Linked DNA regions of Homo sapiens: region 1 is linked to region 2. A link is an interaction called in ENCODE POLR2A ChIA-PET data of the cell type or tissue named here. Cell type or tissue: GM12878. All regions are shown on one strand. Each heading gives the region's core, and the rest is flanking DNA. Links, peaks and the distances in the headings are about the cores only.

Evidence for each region. ChIA-PET counts read pairs that join two places held together with the same protein. Peaks named below come from ENCODE experiments on the same cell type or tissue, not always from the same donor. Only the 100,000 strongest peaks of a DNase experiment are listed, where the experiment ranks them.
Region 1: POLR2A ChIA-PET joins it to region 2 with 10 read pairs; 1 of 35 experiments calls an interaction of 5 or more read pairs at or near these places.

What each region holds. Positions count from the first base shown.
Region 1 is chr6:21,162,717-21,168,428 of GRCh38, reverse strand. All of the region lies in intron 13 of CDKAL1 (CDKAL1 threonylcarbamoyladenosine tRNA methylthiotransferase), which reads right to left. Among named protein-coding and RNA genes, the nearest start is that of LINC00581, 350 kb to the left of the region's middle. RefSeq lists cis regulatory regions at 1,955, 4,515, 4,529, 4,741 and enhancers at 1,883-2,027, 4,443-4,587, 4,457-4,601, 4,669-4,813. In GM12878, for the core only: no CTCF peak of the experiment used is centred there; a DNase peak (open chromatin) is centred at 3,332.
Region 2 is chr6:20,897,284-20,902,995 of GRCh38, reverse strand. All of the region lies in intron 9 of CDKAL1 (CDKAL1 threonylcarbamoyladenosine tRNA methylthiotransferase), which reads right to left. Among named protein-coding and RNA genes, the nearest start is that of CDKAL1, 370 kb to the right of the region's middle. In GM12878, for the core only: no CTCF peak of the experiment used is centred there; a DNase peak (open chromatin) is centred at 2,435; H3K27ac peaks cover 522 bases.

The sequences.
Region 1 (5,712 bases), core at 221-5,220, 270 kb before region 2:
TTCCATATGTTACCTGTACAGCATCTGCTCAAATGAGTTGTCTTTCTAGGCTGCTTGACATGTTAGGAACCTGAAAATGATCCCATCTTGACTGAATCTCAAATGCCCTTCCTGAGCAGCACTGATGAAACAGATGGAGCACCTGGATGTTATCTGCTTTGGATCTGGTTCTCAGGAGGAGGAGGAGCAGAAGGCTGGGCACAACGGTGTTTGAGGTTCTCAACTGCCCCCAGAAAGAAGGGTTGACTTGATTTACATTGACTTCAACTTGATTATCTTGATCTACTTAACTGCATTTTCGGCTTTTATGCTCAAGCCACCGGTCAGCATGCTTCCTATGGTCAACTGCAGTCTTTGACTACATGCAGGATATCTCAAATGCAGCTTGGAACATAACTTAACCATTCCTCAGGTTTACTGCCAAACGATAATGCTTTGCCAGTTCTGCAAAGCTGTTTATAATTTAGTATACTTTCTTGGGTGTGCACGTCTACTTATCAGCTTGCAATAGTTTCAAGGGCTTCTGAAGACATCTGCGGAATGAGATGACAGAGGGCCTTAGAAGCTCCGACATAGATTATAACATCAGCTGGCAGTGCCTTGTGTCTCCTTGAGTAAGGCTTATGAAGCCATGAATTTAATTTATTAAATAAAATGGAATCTCCTGATTTATTTCACTGGTGAAGAATGTCTTAGACAAGGTACTGTCACATGGCCATCCATTAATAATACAGTTAAGATTTTGGTCACTTAATCAGTTTACAAGCTTTGCAGTAGCCATCTGAGAGTGGGCATTCTTAAGGTGTCAAAGGAAGGTCAAAGAATAGAATACTGAGAATCTTGGACTTGCCATCAATTTGATGTGAACGAGAGTGTGTATTCTTGACCACAGTAGGTCCTAAAAGAATAATTCTGGTGACATGGGCTAAATGATTTAAAGTTAAGTGGCTATTGTTGGATAGGGTTTTCATATCTATTATAAACTAATTGCCATCTTTGGTTCCAGGCTAATTAAGTGTTTTCTAATATTTATAAAACAGTCCTGCCATAGTTCATATGAATCAGTCATGGTTACTTTTGGTGGCACAGTAATTAGAAATGATTAAGTCAGCTGGTTGTCAGCTTTGACAGTACCTTTGGCAGAAATATTTTAGAAAAGCAACTCTAAACTTAAAATCTAATGGCATTACTACTCAAACTCTTTCTCACGGGCTCAAAAACACCATTGAAACTAAGCGCACATTTGTTAGAACTACAGGATATGCCATAAACTAACCGTAGCCCATAATAGATGTACAAACAGGCAAGCCACAGTGCCTGTTTTGCTTTTCTGATATCACATTGCTTTCACCTACATTATCTCATTTGTTCCTCATGACAACTATTTGAAGTATCATTATCTCTAGGACACAGATAAGGAAACTGAGGCTCCCAGAGGTTAAGTGACATACTCAAGGTCACCCAGCTGGTATATGGTGGAACCAGATGTCAGTCTGGGTGTTCTGTCTTCAAGGGTTGTTTTCTTTTCACTTTCACACCTGCCCTCTTAAGAGACCGGCACTGATGTAGATATGAATAGGAGCATCACATGAGACAGACAGTCAGAGTGGGGTACAATGAGGTTAGCAACTTCTGCATCACAGTTACTTGATTATCTCTCTGCTTTTTTTTAAATCCCAAATTTAAAAATCCAAATACTTTTTAGCAGGTAAAACATTTTCCTTTTCAATCAAAATGTTCTACTATGCTCTCTTTGATTAGTCTATTGAAAGCTAAACCTTTGTCCACTGAAGTTTTTTTAATAGTGAAATTTCAGATGAGGAGATTGGATTGGTTGATGGCTAGCATGTCAAAGGACCTGGCCTATCAAGAAGTTATTAAAGCAATTAGCCTTTAACGAAGCTGCTGCAGGAGAAGCTGTAGCATCTTTTCCACTGGCACTCCTGCAGGTCTATGCCATTTCGTGCCTGGCATGTTATGTATGATCTACTTCATGCTATCCTCAAACTCACCCTACCTTTCCCTCTTCCAGCCTTAAAACTGGTAGGGGAATTTTCTTTACAAAGTCCAAATCTAATCACCTGAAACATTTTAACGGTCCCTCATTACCTACAGAATAAAGTCTGCTTTCACAATTCCCACCTCTCTGCACTCTTTCACGTCATACCTCATTTTCTGGTAATAGTGAAAAACTACATGAAGTTATCTGAACATGGCAGGCTCTCTCACACATCTGTATCCCTACGACTACCCCCTTTTTCTTCCCAATTTAATTATCAGGTCAACTCCTAACAATATGAATGCTAATTCTGTACTGGCTCTGTTCTGAGTACTTCATATATGTAACATGTGTAATGCTCACAGCAACTCTATGAGGTAAGCACTATTATTATTCCCTATCTGATGATTCGGGAACTACAGCATAGAATGGTTAGTTACTTTCCGAAGGTCACACAGGTAGTCAGTGGAAGAGCCAGGATGTGAATCCAGGCAGTCTACTTCCAGAATCACCTCCTAATCACAGAACTAGGCTTTAAGTTCAAGTGTTGCTTCCTCTGGGAAACTTCCCCTGAGTTGACTCCTGCCCACAGGTGCGTAAAGCTCTCTCTCTTTTAAGTCAGCACGCTCATAGGATGCCATGCACTGTGCTGTCATCGCAGAGTACAGACTCTCCTAGTAGCCTCCTTGACTCAGGCAGTAAGAAGTGTCCTACTCATCCTCTGTCCTCAGCAGCTACCACATGACATGGTCAGTGCTAAAGAAATGCCTTTGGTTGAATGAAATGGAAAATACTATGAAAATGAGAACTATACGTCAACACAGTAATTTACTAATGTTGTTTCTTCTACGAGCTCTCAAATCAGAGCATTTAACTTCAATATTTCCTTCTCTGTAAAGCAAAATGAAGGAGATGGATAATTATAAAGATTTTTAATAATTATCCCAAATGTAAAAACTCCCAAAAGTAAAAAGAAGCTATGAACATATTTGCTATATCCTTTTAGAACTGTTCGGAGTAAATAAAAAGAATCCATTAGCTATCAGCTATTTTTCTGACTCTTTATATTTTGACCTTAGAATTCACAATAACAATATTATTTTTACTCTACAACACAACAAATCCAGCACCATATTTTAGGAGAGTTGGGCCGTAAAGAAGAAGCTGATGGCAGGAGTGGAGTAATCAGTCAGAAATTCTTAGAACAGCATAGTCATTTTAATAACAACAAAATGGTCCTTCTTCTCCTGAAACAGAAAGTGGAAGGAAAGGGCTAAGGAAGTGGATGTGAAGAGGTCATCTTTGTTGCTGTCAAAGCTGTGGTCAATTACTTTGCCACAAGGCTTTGGCCAGGAAGGAAGTTTATTCCTTTGAAGAGACACCTGGGGAAGGAGGAAAGAAAGGGTTTTTGCTTTCACATTGATTAACCACATCTTAGCTGTCTATTCGTTCATTTCAGTTTAAAGAGAAATCTTCCCAGTGTGTGCTATGCCATGAAGATGAATTAGATTCCTCTGGTGGAGCTTTACAGCCTAGTGATGGCAAAGACATTTTTTTAAAAAGATTCTTTCCAATATTATGTATACATGCTGTTGATGAAGAGGCAAGCTACAGTGGTGGCTTAAAGGCTGGCACAAAGCTGGTCAAGTCAAGCTTCAAGGATGATGAATACAGTGAATCCAGTTTATAAAGGCGGGAAGCCTGTTTCAAGCAGAAAGTAGTCAGGGAAGATGAGGGGGCATTCTGACCTCATCTTTGATGCTGAGAATTTTTGAGTCTGTGTTTATGAATATAAGCTTCTAAGTTTACACTTGACCATCATGGATGGATTTTACCTGGCTAGCAATATTAGGCATAAATGGCATCAAGCCAATTTAGTTCCAGGACAGGGAATGCTGGGAGACAATGATGGATAGTGGTAAAGGGCCAGCCCCGGTCTGTGTGTGTTATGGTTGAAGCACCTGGACTTGCTTTTGTAGGTTACAGTGGCTGCTATAGGGTATGAGGCATGGCAGTGAGGTTAAATCTGGGTTCTGGCTAGATCCTAGGTCCCAGTTTTCTGGGTTCTGGCTAAATCTAGGTCCCAGTTTTTGAGATTCTAAATGCTAGTAAAATGAGTGGAAATTTTTTAAAAAACCCAGCTTGTTTATAAGGTTGTGTACTTTTCATTCTACAAGCAGGTACATAATTTTTTAAAATTTCAAATCTATGATCACAATAAATCATTTCAAAATAGGAAGTGATTTTAAATCTTTTAAATCATCAATTTAAGCTGTAAGTTGTACTGTCTTTGTTTTTCTTATCTCTTCTGCAGTTTGGTGAAAATGTCATCCTGGACCAGCATTTAGTAGACCAACAATTAGGAGCAGTGGAATAGGTCATTCTGGAGCTAGGTAGAGGGGCAATGCTAGGGACAGGGAGCCTAATTAATAACTAAAATAGACACATTATTTCTTTTTCTTTTCTTTTTTTGTTTTTGAGATAGAGTTTCGCTCCTCTTGCCCAGGCTGGAGTGTAATGGTGTGATGTTGGCTTACTGCAGCCTCCGTCTCCCAGGTTCAAGGGATTCTCCTGCCTCAGCCTTCCAAGTAGCTGAGATTACAGGATGCACCACCATGCCTGGCTGATTTTGGTATTTTTAGTAGAGATGGGGTTTGCCATGTTGGCCAGGCTGGTCTCAAACTCCTGACCTCAGGTGATCCACCCGTCTCTCGGCCTCCTGAAGTGCTGGGATTACAGGCATGAGCCACCGCGCCCGGCCAGATAACAGCATTATTTCAAGACTACAAAGTTTAAGATTATGACTCAACACCACATGCCTTTTTCTGATTTTCATCTGACAAACGCCTGTGGTTTAGAGGCCTCCACAGTAAGGATTTTGGATGATTGGTTAAAGAACTTTTGAGGGAGAGGGAACATGACTAGGATGAAAAAGAAACAGATGAGGAAAGTGAAAAAGATGGTGACTTGAAATCAAGACACTAAAGGCTACTGTATTCCCAAACCACGGTGGGTTCTGCCGGTGGCCCCAAGCGGGTGTTTGTTTTGGGTTACTGTGAAGATTAAGAGGTCAGGATCCAGTCTAAAGCAGCTAATGATGTATGTGAGGCCTCTGCATCACTGAGAGAATGAAGTGGAGGAGGTTATAAAACCGACCCCAGGAAGGTGGCTCATGAACGAGAACTCAGGAACAACCACCACATCTGCAGTAATCTCAAGAGAAGTGACTTTTGCACAAGGCAAGGTTGTGCTGGCAGTGAGGAGGAGGCAAAACGGGCATTTGCTAGCGTTATACATCAGGCTTAAATTTAAAGGCAGATTTTGTGTGCTAGGGAGTTGATTCCTAATATTGTTCTGTCCCAGTTGGCCTCACTGTGATTACCATAGAAGGGTTCAGCTGTGGCATTAGTTAAGCTATTCAAGCCAGGCCCTCTCTCTCTTCCTCCCTCCCCCTTTCCCTCTTGTCCTTTCCTTCCTTTCTTTCTTCCATCAAGATGAGTTCTTGCTGTGTTGCCCAGGCTGGAGTGCAGTGGCTATACATAGGTGTGATCATTGCACACTACAGCCTCAAACTCCTGGGCTCAAGTGATCCTCCCACCTCAGCCTCCTGAGCAGCTGGGACTACAGACACATGCCACCACACCCAACTAATTAAGAAAACCTTTTTTTTAGAGACAAGGTCTTGCTATGTTGCCCAGGCTGGTCTCAAACCC
Region 2 (5,712 bases), core at 429-5,428:
ATGAATGTCATTCAGTCTATAGAATACAGTGACAGCCCAAGTAGAAGACAGAAAAATGACTTACTACTTATGGGAAAAGCTCTAGGATCACAACTAAGCATACGGCTGCTCTCCTGGATGGGTTCTGTCCCAATGCACTCTTCAACCATCACCCATTTAGACCACCCAAATGACCTGCCGTCACCCCCCTTACCAATAACCATTCTTCTGTTATTGCCTTTTGGAAAGCTCCCGCTTTTCTATCTCTCCCTTTTTGTATGCCATATCCATATTGTCATTTGTTTTTACTCTACACTCTGTCCTTAAGCAATTTCCCCAATATTATGGTTTTATATATAATCTATATGTAGATAATGGTCAATTTTATATCTGCATTCCAGATTCCTTTTTCAAACTCCAGATATAGCCATATATTCAACTGCCTGCTTGGGAATTCCCCTTTGATATCTCACAGGCATTTCAAAATAACATGTTCAAACTGGAACTCCAGAACTTCTTGCTCAAATAGTTGCCTCTTCCAGTCTTCCATGTTCAGTACATTGTACCTTATCCATAAACCTGGGAACTATTAATGTCTCCCTCTCTTACTCATACCTCATAGCTAAACTCAGTTTATTAAAGGCCCAATAAACACATTGTGTGTGTGTGTGTGTGTGTGTGTGTGTGTGTGTGTGTGTGTGTGTGAATCCACCACGTGATTTCTTTAAGTAGCCTCTTCTCTGGTCCCTCCACTTACATTCTGAACCCCTACAATTTATTCTCCACACAGCAGCTACTGATCCTTTGGAAATGCAAATCAGATGATGTCATTTCACTGCTAAAACCTTGAAATAAAGGTTCTTGAGATAAAGTTCAACATTTCCAACTTGGTCATTTACAAAGACAGTAATAATCCACAGTGTTAGAAGTCAGGGGGACAGTGGTTACTGTAGACGGACAGCTGAAAGATAAGAAACTAGTTTCTGGCCGAGGCAGGCAGATCACTTGAGACCAGGAGTTTGAGATCATCCTGGCCAACATGGCGAAACCCCATCTCTACTAAAAATACAAAATTAGCTGGGCATGATGGCATGCACCTGTGGTCCCAGCTACTTAGGAGGCTGAGGCATGAAAATTGCTTGAGCCCGGGAGGCAGAGGTTGCAGTGAGCTGAGATTGCGCCATGGTACTCCAGCCTGGATGACAGAGAGAGACTCTGTCTCAGAAAAAAACAAACGAACAAACAAAAAACAACTAGGAAAGAAAAGAGAAGAACCCAGTTTCTGAGTTGCTGGAAAAACTGTGTTTCTTTTCTTTTTTTTTTTTTTTTTTTTTTCCAGATGGAGTCTCGCACTCTTGCCCAGGCTGGAGTGCAGTGGCGCAATCTCGGCTCACTGCAAGCTCTGCCTCCCAGGTTCACACCATTCTCCTGCCTCAGTCTCCCGAGTAGCTGGGACTACAGGCACCCGCCACCATGCCCGGCTAATTATTTTTTTTTTGTATTTTTAGTAGAGACAGGGTTTCACCATGTTAGCCAGGATGGTCTTGATCTCCTGACCTTGTGATCTGCCCGCCTCGGCCTCCCAAAGTGCTGGGATTACAGGTGTGAGCCACAGCGCCTGGCCTCTAAAGCTGTTTCTTAATCTGAGTGCTGGTGACATAGTTATGTCCAATTTGTAAAATATCACTAAACTATACACTGAAGATTTGTTCATTTTCTTGTATATATGTTATAGTTGAATAAAAATATTAAATAAAAATCCAAGAGGAAAAAAACAGACTCTGCAAATGGAGGCAACAGTCGCAGAAATACTATCTTCATATATGTACATCACCGAAAGGGCTACTTAATATGTTTATCTGTCTCTCGGACACATGCCCGTTCTCCTGTCCTCTCCTGGCCTCTCTCTCTCTCACCCACACAGAGCAAGCACCAGTGAGACAATCATCGCTAGACTTCAAAGAAAACTCCAATGTTCATATAATAATACATGAGCTCCAATGGACATTACCTTGTCATGAATATGAAAGACGACACGTCTCATTGATTTTCAGTATATGACTGCTACTGAAACTATTACAAATTATGCAATAACTAAAGGATAATGATTTTTCATTTTAGTATTTAACTCTCAGGACACAAATTTACACCAATGATAAAATATTCTACCATGTGTTTATAAAACATTCCCTTAAGAAATGTTATTCATTTTTTTAACTTCTACAGCACATTACTTAGGCAGGGATACTACAGTAAGATGTTGAAAAAGAAAGTTTGCATTTTCCTCCTTTACCAAGAAGTCCATTAGCAAAAAACAAGGTGATTGCATGAAAAGAAACTTGGAAATGACTACTGCACAGGTGTTGCTTAAAAGTGACATATCTGACAGGGGAACAGATGTTTCAGGGGGAAACTCTTTGAATAAGCACACAGTTAATGACACTCAGCCTCATCATTAAGTTTAACAGCAGCCTTTTTCTCTCAAGTAGCCCATATATGATGTGCCACTAGCAATATCTACTTACGATGCTGGTGCTGTTATTTGCATACTGCATCAGAACACGGCCATGTGACAGTACTGATCAGGAGAGAAGCCTTGTGCTTCTCACAGCTTACTAAAGCAGCAGAATCATTAGCACTGACATATTTCACTACAGCAGTTGGAAGACTATCTTTTAAATGGTAGGAGCCATCAAAAAATGGTTTTCACTCCATCACTTTACAGATTGGCCTCAGAAATTAGCTTTAGAATAATTTTATGTTTTTTGCCCCCTTTTTTTTAATAAGGATTGAGCCAAACACACAATGTCTAAGGTAGCATCTATGTGCCAAATTCTATATAGTATAAATCGAAAGGAGACAGGCTATTTAATTTTAAACTCTCTCAATAAAAGTTATTACGGGTAAAAAGTTGAAGACTAGAATACTGAGAAGGTGAAGCAGAATTGTAATGGTTCCCTACAATAGTAAGAACAGAGGGTGCTAGCATCTCTAATCATTGAGCATTTTATCAATGCTTGAAGCAGACACAGCATGGTCATAAAAGTAAACATTTATGTCACCTTGGTCAGATCGCTTAGATCCTCTTTGCCTTAGTTTCCTCATCAGTAAAATGAGGATAATAGTAGCAACTTCACAGAGTTATGAGAATAAAAATTTTTTAAATGTTTTTTTGAGACGGAGTTTCGCTCTGTCGCCCAGGTTGGAGTACAGTGGCATGATCTTGACTCACTGCAACCTCTGCCTCCTGGGTTCAAGTGATTCTCCTGCCTCAGTCTCCCAAGTAGCTGGGATTATAGGCATGGGCCACCATGCCCAGCTAATTTTGTATTTTTCAGTAGAAATGGTTTTTCACCATGTTGGCCAGGCTGGTCTCGAACTCCTTACCTCGGTGATCTGCCTGCCTCGGGCTCCCAAAGTTATGGGATTACAGGCGTGAGCCACCACACCCAACCAGAGAATAAAAACAAAATTAATGACATAGAAATTGCTTAGCATTGTACCAGGTAAATATTATTTTACCAGTAAGTGGTTTTAAAAAGCAGCATCATTCTGTTCACAAGATCCACTGCAGCAAGAACAAGACAAATTATGCCCTGAAAATAACACCTCATTAACAAGACGTACTGTGGCGTGGTGGCTAAAGAATTAGAGGGCCGGGCGCAGTGGCTCAAGCCTGTAATCTCAGCACTTTGGGAGGCCGAGGCAGGTGGATCACGAGGTCAAGAGATTGAGACCATCCTGGCCAACATGGTGAAACCCCGTCTCTACTAAAAATACAAAAATTATCCAGGTGTGGTGGCGGGCACCTGTAGTCCCAGCTACTGGGGAGGCTGAGGCAGGAGACTCACTTGAACCCAGAAGGCAGAGCTTGCAGTGAGCAGAGATTGTGCCACTGCACTCCAGCCTGGGCGACAGAGCAAGACTCCATCAAAAAAAAAAAAAAAAAAAAAAGAATTAGAAGAAAAAGGATCCTAGGAAACTGTGTCTTGATTGGCCTGTGTTCACTAGAGTTAGTCATATAACATGAGCAAGTCACGCAGCCCCCTGACTCTCCATTTCTATACAAATAAAATGTGGTATTTAGTAAGGTGATCCTCAAGATACCTCTTAGAACTAATATTCTGTACAGGGAAAACCCTGGGAGCCCTTGAATCTTAGCAGAAGCTCCTTTGAGCAACACAAATTAGGTGAAAATTATTTTATAAAAGCTTTAATCATAAAATTATTTTAAATAGGGAATTTTATATGTAAAAATAAAAAAGTTTATATATGATTGACTTCACAAAACATTATTTTACTCAATAATTTTCATGATGAGACATAAGTAATGTTTGGTTTATCAGTACTCTCAGTAAGCATTCCTAATCCTACTGAATCCATAGAATTTAGAAGGAGGGACCGGGTTTCCATCTCTTTGATTTCAGATGCCAAGAAAAATAGTTACCATCAATAGTCAAGAGTAAGGCCACGTCAGAATTATAATACCCCTTATAAAAACGAGCTCATTCTTGACAAGAACCCAGGGAAAGCCTAAGCAGGAGGCCACTGTCGCAATGGCAGTCACATTTAGAGAAGCTGCTCCAGTCATGATCTAGCATGCCTACACATCTCATTCAGAGTATCCCAACCGGAGACGGCTACACAATCAAGAACGAGAATTCCCAATGTCATAGGAGGCATGGTTGGAGGTGAGGGACGTGAATGAGCAGACAGAATGAAATTTACTAAATAACTAAGGACCAGGAGAGTATCTAGAGGGATAAAGACAAGCAGAACAGGAACACACATATACAAACCAACAAGAGACAGGGAGGTAAAAGGAAGCAAATGAAACAAAATTCAGTAAAAACAGTAAAAAGAGCCCAAGAAGTCCCACATTACAGAAGGCAGCTGTCACAAACTAATTATACACCCAAGAGGAGCTGGGCCATCCTTCCACACCTAGAAGTAAATGAGTAAAGATCTGTTGATTAACAAGACTGTACCCTAAAGGGCAGCAACATTTTCATGGTTTTCTCCAAAGAATTGGAAATTTTACCTTTATCAATTCATCAGACCTTTGACTGAGTCATTCATATAATCCAATCTTAAATAGATTTTTATTGTATTTTAATTACTTTAAAAATGTATTTCTAATTAATAATGAAATAAATGTACTTTTAATTATTTTATACTTAGGAAAAGAAAGGTAATTCATGTTCACTGTAGGAAATAAAGATAATGAACACTTGCTGTAAATATTCCATAGAATATAAAATTTAAATAATTTAATCCCACCACTGAGAGATAATAATCACTTTATTTTATCTCAATTCAGTCTTTTTTCTACACATACACGAAGACTTTTTCCTATATAATTAGGATAATGTTGTAGTCCCTTACTAAAAAAGTAGACTTATCTGAATATATAACTGAAGATTGGTGGAAAAAAGATACAAAATTAGAGCTATTTCTAGGAAGACTTCCCTGATGCTTGTTTTTTCTATATTACAGATGTATGTTATCTGAGGCATCTGGCTGCCCACTAGATTCCCAAGGTCAAAAGAGGCCAGGACATGTGGCCTCATTCTCACTCTGGCTTGCGGCAGGATTGGGAGGCCTCTGCTATAAGGGGCTTGGCATACTAATCACTTCTTCATCTGAGCCTGCATCTTTCTACCTCCACTCGTGCCCAATTCATTCCTACTGGGGGTCAGGAAATACAGTCTCTTTTCTTGTGGTGTCCCATTT